2 separate regions of the Homo sapiens genome follow, and region 1 is linked to region 2. The links are chromatin loops, found by intact Hi-C in ENCODE. Cell type or tissue: IMR-90. All regions are shown on one strand.

The links. Hi-C counts contacts between places; a loop is a spot of excess contacts. Peaks named below come from ENCODE experiments on the same cell type or tissue, not always from the same donor. Only the 100,000 strongest peaks of a DNase experiment are listed, where the experiment ranks them.
Region 1: it touches region 2 in a loop (10-fold over the local background); 1 of 110 quality-filtered maps calls a loop at or near these places.

Annotation. Positions count from the first base shown.
Region 1 is chr1:43,635,285-43,640,284 of GRCh38, reverse strand. No RefSeq gene overlaps it. Among named protein-coding and RNA genes, the nearest start is that of KDM4A, 12 kb to the left of the region's middle. In IMR-90, no CTCF peak of the experiment used is centred here; no DNase peak of the experiment used is centred here.
Region 2 is chr1:43,211,689-43,216,688 of GRCh38, reverse strand. It overlaps CFAP57 (cilia and flagella associated protein 57), which reads right to left. Exons shown (of 23, transcript NM_001378189.1): 12 at 1,273-1,434. It overlaps LOC105378685 (a long non-coding RNA gene), which reads left to right. Exons shown (of 5, transcript XR_007066041.1): 2 at 1,296-1,423. Among named protein-coding and RNA genes, the nearest start is that of CFAP57, 42 kb to the right of the region's middle. In IMR-90, no CTCF peak of the experiment used is centred here; a DNase peak (open chromatin) is centred at 2,028.

The sequences.
Region 1 (5,000 bases), 420 kb before region 2:
AATAAACAAACAAGAAGGACTATGTTTGTATACTAATGATGCCTTCAGCCTTCACCTCTGGGTCATTTACATTCAACCCTTGCCAGTGGGCACTAGCAGCTGAAAGAAAGTAAACAATCTTTTCTTGTACTTTGGGAAGCTCTGGACAAAGAGCCTGACAGGAGCCGCCCAGATAAGAAGCCATGAGAGTAAGCACCAGGAACACACTGACACACTGTGACCTGGTCAGCCTGGTTCCCTGGGGAGGGGGCTTCTGAGGCCAGTTTAGTCCATGTAAATAAGAAAGAAAATTCAGCCTTAATTCAGCCTTGCAGACAAGGTCAGTTGGAAATACCAGGGCCCTCTAGCCTATGAAATATAGAAACATAAATATAAAAATGCTTAGAGGGCCGGGCATGGTGGCTCACGCCTGTAATCCCAGAACTTTGGGAGGCTGAGGTGGGTGGATCACCTGAGGTCAGTGGTTCGAGACCAGCCTGGCCAACATGGTGAAACCCTGTCTCTACTAAAAATACAAAAATTAGCTAGGCATGGTGGTGCGGGCCTATAATCCCAGCTGCTTGGGAGGCTGAAGCAGAAGAATCGCTTGAACCCAGGAAGCGGAGGTTGCAGTGAGTTGAGATCGTGCCACTTCACTCCAGCCTGGGCGACAGAGCAAGACTCCATCCAAAAAAAAAAAAAATGTTTAGAGGCAGACACATGCATACCCACAAATACACTGAGTTCCAATGTTTAACACAGACATCGATTTCTTTCTTAGCTGATGTATTCTCTCTTCTCTGCAGAGGATGGCTTGGTGTTACAGGCAAAGGCACAAAGAGCTTTGGGGATGGCTGGGCGTGGTGGCTCACGCCTGTAATCCCAGCACTTTGGGAGGCAGATCACCTGAGTTTAGGAGTTTGAGACCAGCCTCGAACATGATGAAACCTCATCTCTACTAAAAATACAAAAGATTAGCCAGGCATGGTGGCACATGCCTGCAATACCAGCTACTCGGGAGGCTGAGGAAGGAGAATCACTTGAATCCAGGAGGTGGAGGTTGCAGTGAGCCAAGATCGCGCCACTGCACTCCAGCCTGGGCAACAGAGTAAGATTCCATCTCAAAAAAATAAAAGCAGAAAGCCTTGGGGAGCAGCAACAAGGTGCCCCATGGGCCATGGCTACCTTGCACTCATTCCTTTATCCTTTGCTTCCACCCTGTGTTCTATTTGTTTGTTTGCCTTTTTAATCTCAGGCACTAAAATAACTTCTTCTCAAGGCCAAATGCCATCCATTCTTTAAGACTTGGCTTAAATTTTACCTATTCCTGCATTCTTTTTTTAAAAAATTTACTTATATATATATATATATATATTTTTATTATACTTTAAGTTCTAGGGTACATGTGCACAACGTGCAGGTTTGTTACATATGTGTACATGTGCCATGTTGGTGTGCTGCACCCATTAACTCGTCATTTACATTAGGTATATCTCCTAATGCTATCCCTCCCCCGTCCCCGCACCCCACAACAGGCCCCGGTGTGTGATGTTCCCCATCCTGTGTCCAAGTGTTCTCATTGTTCAATTCCCACCTATGAGTGAGAACACGTGGTGTTTGGTTTTTTGTCCTTGCAATAGTTTGCTGAGAATGATGGTTTCCAGCTTCATCCATGTCCCTACAAAGGACATGAACTCATCCTTTTTTATGGCTGCATAGTATTCCATGGTGTATATGTGCCACATTTTCTTAATCCAGTCTGTCATTGATGGACATTTGGGTTGGTTCCAAGTCTTTGCTATTGTGAATAGTGCCGCAATAAACATACGTGTGCATGTCTTTATAGCAGCATGATTTATAATCCTTTGGGTATATACCCAGTAATGGGATGGCTGGGTCAAATGGTATTTCTAGTTCTAGATCCCTGAGGAATCGCTGCACTGTCTTCCACAATGGTTGAACTAGTTTACAGTCCCACCAACAGTGTAAAAGTGTTCTTATTTCTCCACATCCTCTCCAGCACCTGTTGTTTCCTGACTTTTTAATGATTGCCATTCTAACTGGTGTGAGATGGCATTCTTTTATTTAAAGACTTTTTACTAAGCATCTATTTTGTGCTGACTCTGGAAATACAGAGATAACAACTCCATCCCTCTACTTGGGACAATTACAGGTACTTCAACTCAACAAAAGTAAACTCTCGGCCCGGCACAGTGGCTCACGCCTGTAATCCCAGCACTTTGGGAGGCCGAGGTGAGCAGACTGCCTGAGCTCAGGAGTTTGCGACCAGCCTGGGCAACACAGTGAAACCCCATCTCTACTAAAATACAAAAAATTAGCCAGGTGTGGTGGCGGGCGCCTGTAGTCCCAGCTAGTTGGGAGGCTGAGGCAGGAGAATTGCTTGAGCCCGGGAGGCGGAGGTTGCAGTGAGCCAAGATCGCGCCACTGCACTCCAGCCTGGGCAACAGAGCGAGACTCTGTCTCAAAAAGAAAAAAAAGTAAGCTCTTGGTTCTCCCCTGACTCTACTCTGCTGTTAGTGCTCCCCACCTCAGTAAAGGCACCAATATTCACCTAGGTGCCCAGAGTCATTCTCGATTCTTTTAGCAGCCCACATCCAATCCTATTAGCCTTACTTACTTTCAAAACTATATCCCGAATCCTTCTCTTACCTCCGCATCACTATCATTGTACTTCAAGCAGCCATCACCCTCCACCTGGAACACTACAACAGCATCCTGACTGGACTCCCTGCTTCTGCTCCTGCCCCTTCCAATCTGTTCTCCAAATAGGTGCCAGAGTGATCTGTCAAAAAAACAAGTCCCCAGCCTGGGCAACATAGTGAGACCCTGTCTCTACAAAAACATTAAAAAATTAGCCAGGGACGGTGGTGTGCACCTGTAGTCCCAGCTACTTGGGAGGTTGAGGTGGGAGGATGGCTTGAGCCTGGGGGGTCAAGACTGCAGTGAGCTGCGATTGCGCCACTGCACTCAGGCCTGGGCGACAGAGTGAGACCCTGTCTCAAAGACGAAGAAAAGCAAATCCAATGAACTACCTTATTGAAAACCCCTTAAAAGCTTTCTGTGCCCCTATCCTGAATCCAAAGTGCCTTGCTCATGTCTGCGAGAGCCCCTGCCCATTCTGCACCCCATCCTGCCCCACTCTCCCCTTGCACTCTGGGCTGCAGCCACGCTGGCCTTTGTTCTGTTTTTCTAAAACACCCCTTGAAAGAGCTATGTTCCCTCGTGCCTCAGGATCTTTACACCCTATTGAGCCTCTTCCTTGTAGAAGCCTCCGATTCCCCATACTTGTCTGGGTCCTACTGTCCCATGCTGTGGGACCCGGACTAGTGTGGGGAGTCAGAGGCTTCTGTGAGAAAGGGACTCTCTATGCATTCTGCACACTTCCTGCAAAGCATCTGAGCTTTTGATTGTGTGTGTGTGTAAGATTTGAATGATGTCTGTCTTCCTGCCAGATTAAGGTTTCTAAGGGTACTTTGGGCTGGGCACCGTGGCTCATGCCTGTAATCCCAGCACTTTGGGAGGCCGAGGCAGGCAGATCACTTGAGGTCTGGAGTTCGAGACCAGCCTGGCCAACATGGTGAAACCCCGTCTCTACTAAAAATACAAAATTAGCCAGGCATGGTGGCATGTGCTTATAATCCCAGCTACTCAGGAGGCTGACGTGAGAATCACTTGAACCTGGGAAGCAAGAAGTTGCAATGAGCCCAGATCACACCACTGCACGCCAGCCTGGGTGACAGAGCGAGACCCTGTCTCAAAAAAAAAAAAAAAAGGGTAGGGACTTTATTATTTCACTATTGAATCTCAGTACCTTGGACAATGCCTGGTTCATAGTAAGTGCTCAATAAATATCACTGGACTATGATTTGGGGAAAGAATGGACAAATGAAGCTAGGTGGGTTGTAGTTTGTATGGTAGTTAAGCATTCAGGCTCTGGACTCACAGAACCAGGCTCAAATCTAGGTTCTGCTCTCTTCCTAGCTGTGTGACTTAAGAGTGAGTTGGTTGACCTCTGAGAGCCTGTCTTCAATCACAAAAGGAGGTTGTAATACAAGCTACTATACAGGGCTTTTGGAGGAACTGAATGTTAACAATGCGGGTAAAATGCTTGTCATATTTAAGTGCTTAATAATGCTAGCAGGTATTATTACAGAATATGATAGGTACACACCATGTTTGTTGGATTTAAATCTTTACGACCACATAGCTCAGGTGGGGGTAATTACAGGGAATGCCCTGAATATCTGCCAGAGAGGGGAGGCTGGAAAGGACAAACCCTGAAAAAGCATCTGGGACACAAGGTCTTTCGGGGAGACTGAGGAGTATCCCATTTGTGGGGCTAAAAACTTCCCTCCAGCTCAAGACTGGGTAACCCTTATTTATTTATTTTAGGGATGGGGTCTTGATATGTTGCCCAGGGTGGAGTGGGATGGCTATTCACAGGCAAGATCATAGGACACTAAAGGCTCAAACTCAAGGCCTCAAGCAATCCTCCTGCCTCAGATTTTTTTTTTTAATTTTTTTATTTTTTGAGACGGAGTTTTTGCTGTTGCCCAGGCTGAGTGCAATGGCACGATCTCAGCTCACTGCAACCTCTACCTCCCGGGTTCAAGCAATTATCCTGCCTCAGCCTCCCGAGTAGCTGGGATTACAGGCGCCCGCCACTATGCCTGGCTAATTTTTGTAATTTTAATTTCACCATGTTGGCCAGGCTGGCCTCAAACGTGGCTGCCCAAAGTGCTAGGATCACAGGCGTGTGCCACTGTGCCTGGCCCTGCCTCAGCTTCTTGAGTAGCTGGGATTACAGGTGTGTGCCACCACACCCAGCCCTCCTTATTATTATTTTTTAAAATTTGAGATGGATTCTCCCTCTGTCGCCTAGGTTGGAGTGCAGTGGCACGTTCTCAGCTCACTGCAACCTCCCCCTCCCGGGTTCAAGCAATTCTCCTGCCTCAGCCTCCTGAGTAGCTGGGATTACAGACACACATCACCATGCCTGG
Region 2 (5,000 bases):
AGAAAGGTTTTCAGGGAACAGAGTGTGGTCACAAGGATGGTAAGACAGAAGGGAGTTTCAAGAAGGAGCGGTATATGCACAAGTCATTTCCAGCCTGGCAGCGGTACTGTCAGGCCCATCTGGGGGCTGTGGTCAGAAGCCAGCTTGGGCACCTTCAGGCCTTTGGTTCAGCCTGCTGTCTCCTATTTGGCCTCTTCCCCTACCCTCTGGGAAGAACAGAAAAGATAACAGAGAAAAGGAAATGTCCCTTCTGCAGCAGGTCAGGCCCCCACTCTCACGGGCCCCTCCCTCATCCTCTTCTCCCTCTTTGCTTTTCCTGCAGAAAATTCTAGGGAGCTCTGGAAGGGATCTCCAGCGAATGCCAGGGGCTTGTCACCGTGCTTTGTGGCAGTGTTGTATTGCTGCTCTGATGGCTTTACTTGTTTCTATCCCTCACTTGACTGTAAGCTTCCTGGTCATGTCACAGGGCCCACAACTGTCTTTTCACATGTGCATCCCCAGTGCCTAGCAAATGGTAGGTGTTCAATAAACACACTTAAGATTCTGGACAAACAGCAATGACTGTGTAGCTTTGCGATCCTCCATGAGCCTTGTGTGTTTATCATCCATTCAGCTTCTCCCTTAGGAAGCGTAACACAGAGCTATGCACTCATATCTCTGCAAAACACACCTTTATGGAATGTTTACTGCATCAACAGGAAGGAAGGGATGTCCCTTTGGTATAGTGATTAAGGGAGGGGGCTCTGGATTAAATCTGGATTAGAACTCTAGTCCTATTAATTATTAGCACACTGACTTTGAACACATCCCTCAAGCTCTCCTAACTTGTTTTTTGAAACATGGGGAGAATGACAGTATCTTCTTCATAGAGATGTTGTGAGATTTAAATGAGAACATACTTTACTTTTGTAAATATTTATTGATTGTCTTCCATGTGCCCAGCATGTGCTAGGAACTGTTGGTCATAAGAGAACTGTATGTTTCATTATTCTTGGTTTCAAAGAGTAGGAAGAGAAAACCAGATCACAGAATAAAAGCAAAGCACAGTGTAAGTCAAGATGATCACATGGCAGAAAGACAGGCAGAGTCGGGTGGACAGTGGCAATGAGGAGGAGAGCTTGGTTGTGGGGACAGCAGATGTGCAGGGAGCCGTGGGGGTCTGCACTGGGCATAGGGTGTAGCCAGGCTGTAGAGGGCCCCAGTGCTGGACCTGCATCTGAATGCAGTCTGGTAAGTAATTCCATATCCCTCTTCATTAGATCCAGTTCTTACCTTTTCTTCCATGTCTGTTTTAGTCACAAGCACCTCTTCGGCAAAGCCCACCTCCCTCTCTCGCTTGATTCCCCGGCCATCCTTATCAAAGACCTTCCAGGTGAACAGGCAGCCATCCTCAGCAGCAGTCAGCAGGAACTGATCATCAAAGGTAAGCAACATCTGAAGAGAAAAAGGGTCATGGCCAGGAAGCTTTCAAGGCCACAGATGACCAGGGCTGAGCCAGCTGTTGCGCAAGGCTTCCCCCCATGCAATCCTGGGCACAGCCTCACAGGGAGGTAAACTTGATCCCAGGTAAGAATGAGAGAGGAGCCCTCACAGGCATCTGTTAATGAATAGAAGAAGTAAGGTTACGTCTACATTCTCTGTGGATTTGGAATCTGAAGAGTCAGCTATTATCTAGAACGAACAAGAAACTCTCAAAACTCAACAGTAAAAAAGCCAAACAATCCAATCAGAAAGTAGACAAAAGATAAGGAGACATTTCACCAGGGAAAATACACAGATGGCAAGTAAGCACATGAAGAGATACTCCGCATTATTAGCCATTTAGGAAAATGCAAAATTAGGACCATGATGAGATATCACTACACACCCATTAGAACAGCTAAAATAAAAAACAGTGACAACACCAAGTGCTGGCAATGATGCAGAGAAACTGGGTCTCATACATTCTTGGTAAGAATGTAAAATGGTACAGCCACTCTGGAAAATAGCTTGGCAGTTTAAAAAAAAACAAACCTGAATATACACTTACCATATGATTCAGCAATTATACTCCTGGGCATTTATCCCAGAGAAATGAAAACTTATTTCCACACAAAAGCCTGTATATGATTGGTCACAGCAGCTTTATTTATAATAGCTGAAAACTGGAAAAAATTAAAAATATCCTACAATAGGTGAATGGCTATACAAACTGTGATTTGTTTTTCATGGAATACTACTCAGAAATAAAAGGGAATAAACTATGATTGATACACAACACAACTTGGATGGATTTGAAGATTTAGCTGAGTGGAAAAAGCCACAATCAGGACATTAAGCTAAAAAGCTTCTGCACAGCAAAGGAAACAATCAACAGACTGAAGAGACGACCTGTCGAATGGGAGAAAATATTTGCAAACTATTGCTCTGACAAAAGACCAATATCCAGAATACCAAAGAACTCAAACAATTCAACATTAAACAAACAAAAAAATCTAAAAATCTCATTAAAAAGTGGGCTAAGGGGCGGGCGTGGTGGCTTACACCTGTAATCCCAGCACATTGGGAGGCTGAGGAGGGTGGATCACCTGAGGTCAGGAGTTTGAGACCGGCCTGGACAACATGGTGAAACCTCATCCGTACTAAAAATACAAAAATTAGCTGGGCGTGGTGGCAGGCACGGTAATCCCAGCTACTCGGGAGGCTGAGGCAGGAGAATCTCTTGAACCCAGGAGGGGGAGGTTGCAGTGAGCCGAGATTGAACCATTGCACTCCATCCTGGGTGACAAGAGCAAAACTCTATCTCAAAAAAAAAAAAAAAGTGGGCTAAGGACATGAATAGACATTTCTCAAAAGAAGACATACAAATGGCCAACAGGTATATGAAAAAATGCTCAACATCACTAATCATCAGGGAAATGCAAATCAAAACCACCATGAGATACCATCTTACCCCAATTAGAGTAGGTATTATCAAAAAGACAACAAATAACAGATTCTGGCAAGAATGTGGAGAAGAGAGAACTCTTATACACTGTTGGTGGGAAGGTAAATTAGTACAACCACTATGGAAAACAGTATGTAGACTTCTCAAAAAAACTAAAAATAGAACTACCATACAATCCTGCAATCTCATTACTGGATACTTTTCTAAAGGAAAGGAAATCAGCAGATTGAAAGGATACCTGCGCTCCACCGCCCCCCCCATATTTATTGTACCACCAATAGTAAAGATATGGAATCAACCTAAGTGTCCATCAGTGGATGAATGAATAAAGAAAATGTGGTATATATACCCACTGGAATACTATTTGGCCGTAAAAAATGAATGAAATCATGTTTTTGCAGCAACATGGATGGAACTGGAGGTCGTGAAGTTAAGTGAAATATGTCAGGTACAGAAAAACAAATATTGTGTGTTCTCATTCATATGTGAGAGCTAAAAAATGTTGACCCTAGTCGGGCATGATGGCATGTGCCTGTAATCCCAGCTACTTGGGAGGCTGAGGTGGAAGAATCGCTTGAACCCAGGAGGCGGTGGTTGCAGTGAGCGGAGATCATGCCATTGCACTCAAGCCTGGGCGACAGAGTGAGACTCTATCTCAAAAAAAAGAAAAAAAAGTTGACCTCATGGAAGTAGAGAGTGGCATGATAGATACTAGGGAAGAGTGTATGGGTTGGTGGGGTGCTAAAGAGAGATTGGCTAACAGATACAAACATTAGATAGAAGAAATCAGTTTTCTTTTCTTTCTTTCTTTCTTTTTTTTTTTTTTTGAGATAGAGTCTGCTATGTTGCCCAGGCTAAGAGTGCAGTGGCACGATCTCCCAGCTCACTGAAATCTCTGCTTCTCAGGTTCAAGCAATTCTCCTGCCTCAGCCTCTCGAGTAGCTGGGATTACAGGCGTGCACCACCATGCCTGGCTAATTTTTGTATTTTTAGTAGAGACGGGGGTTTCATCATGTTGGCCAGGCTGGTCTCAAACTCCTGACCTCAAGTGATCTGGCTGCCTCAGCCTCCCAAAGTGTTGGGATCACAGGCATGACCCACGTGCCAGGTCAAAGAAGAAATAAGTTCTAATGTTTGATAGCAGAGTAAGGTGACTATAGTTAACAACAATATATTGTATATTTTTAAATTGCTAGAAGACAGGACTTGAAATGCTCCCAACACACAGAAATCATAAATACGCGAGATGGATGGAAACCCTAAATATCCTGACCTGATCATTACATGCTCTATGACTGTAACAAAACATCACAGGTACTTCATAATATGTACAAATACTACGTATCAATAAAAAAGCCATTTTCAGAAGGCCACATACAGTATAATTCCATATACAGTTCTCAAAATGACAAAAGTTATGGAAATAAGAACAAATTAGTGGTAGGCAGGGATTCGGGATGATAGTCGGGAGGAGTGGTAGGACTCTGAAGGGCAGATGGAGATCTTTGTGGGGATGGAACGGTTCTATAGTGTGATTGTAGTGGTGGTTACACAGACTGTACATGTGAGAAATAATTCAGAACTACATACACTGTGGACCATGTCAATTTTCTGGTTTGATATTTTGCTACAGTTCTAGAAGATGTAATTACTGGGGGAAACTGATTGAGGGATACACGGGAACTCTGTGCCATCTTTAAAATTTCCTCTAAACCTATAAGTATTTCAAGATAAAAAGTTAAAACAAAAGGATTAACTGTGAAAAATGTCTTCTCACAATCAGCAGTATGTGTCAAGAATCTTGAGAATAGCAATACTCTTGAATTCAGGAATTCTCTCTCTAGGAATTTAGTCTTAGGAGAGAATCAGAGATGCACATATAAATTTGTAAACTGGGCTGTTCACTATAGATCATAAGATAATTTAAATGCCTAATTGCAAGAGAATAGTAAGTTACAGTCCATCATAGGATAGGATATTTGTGTAGCTACTAAAATCATGCTTCTGAGGAATATTTAATTGTATGGACAAACGCTTACAGTAGTGTGAAGTTAAAAACTAGCAGGCCACGAGA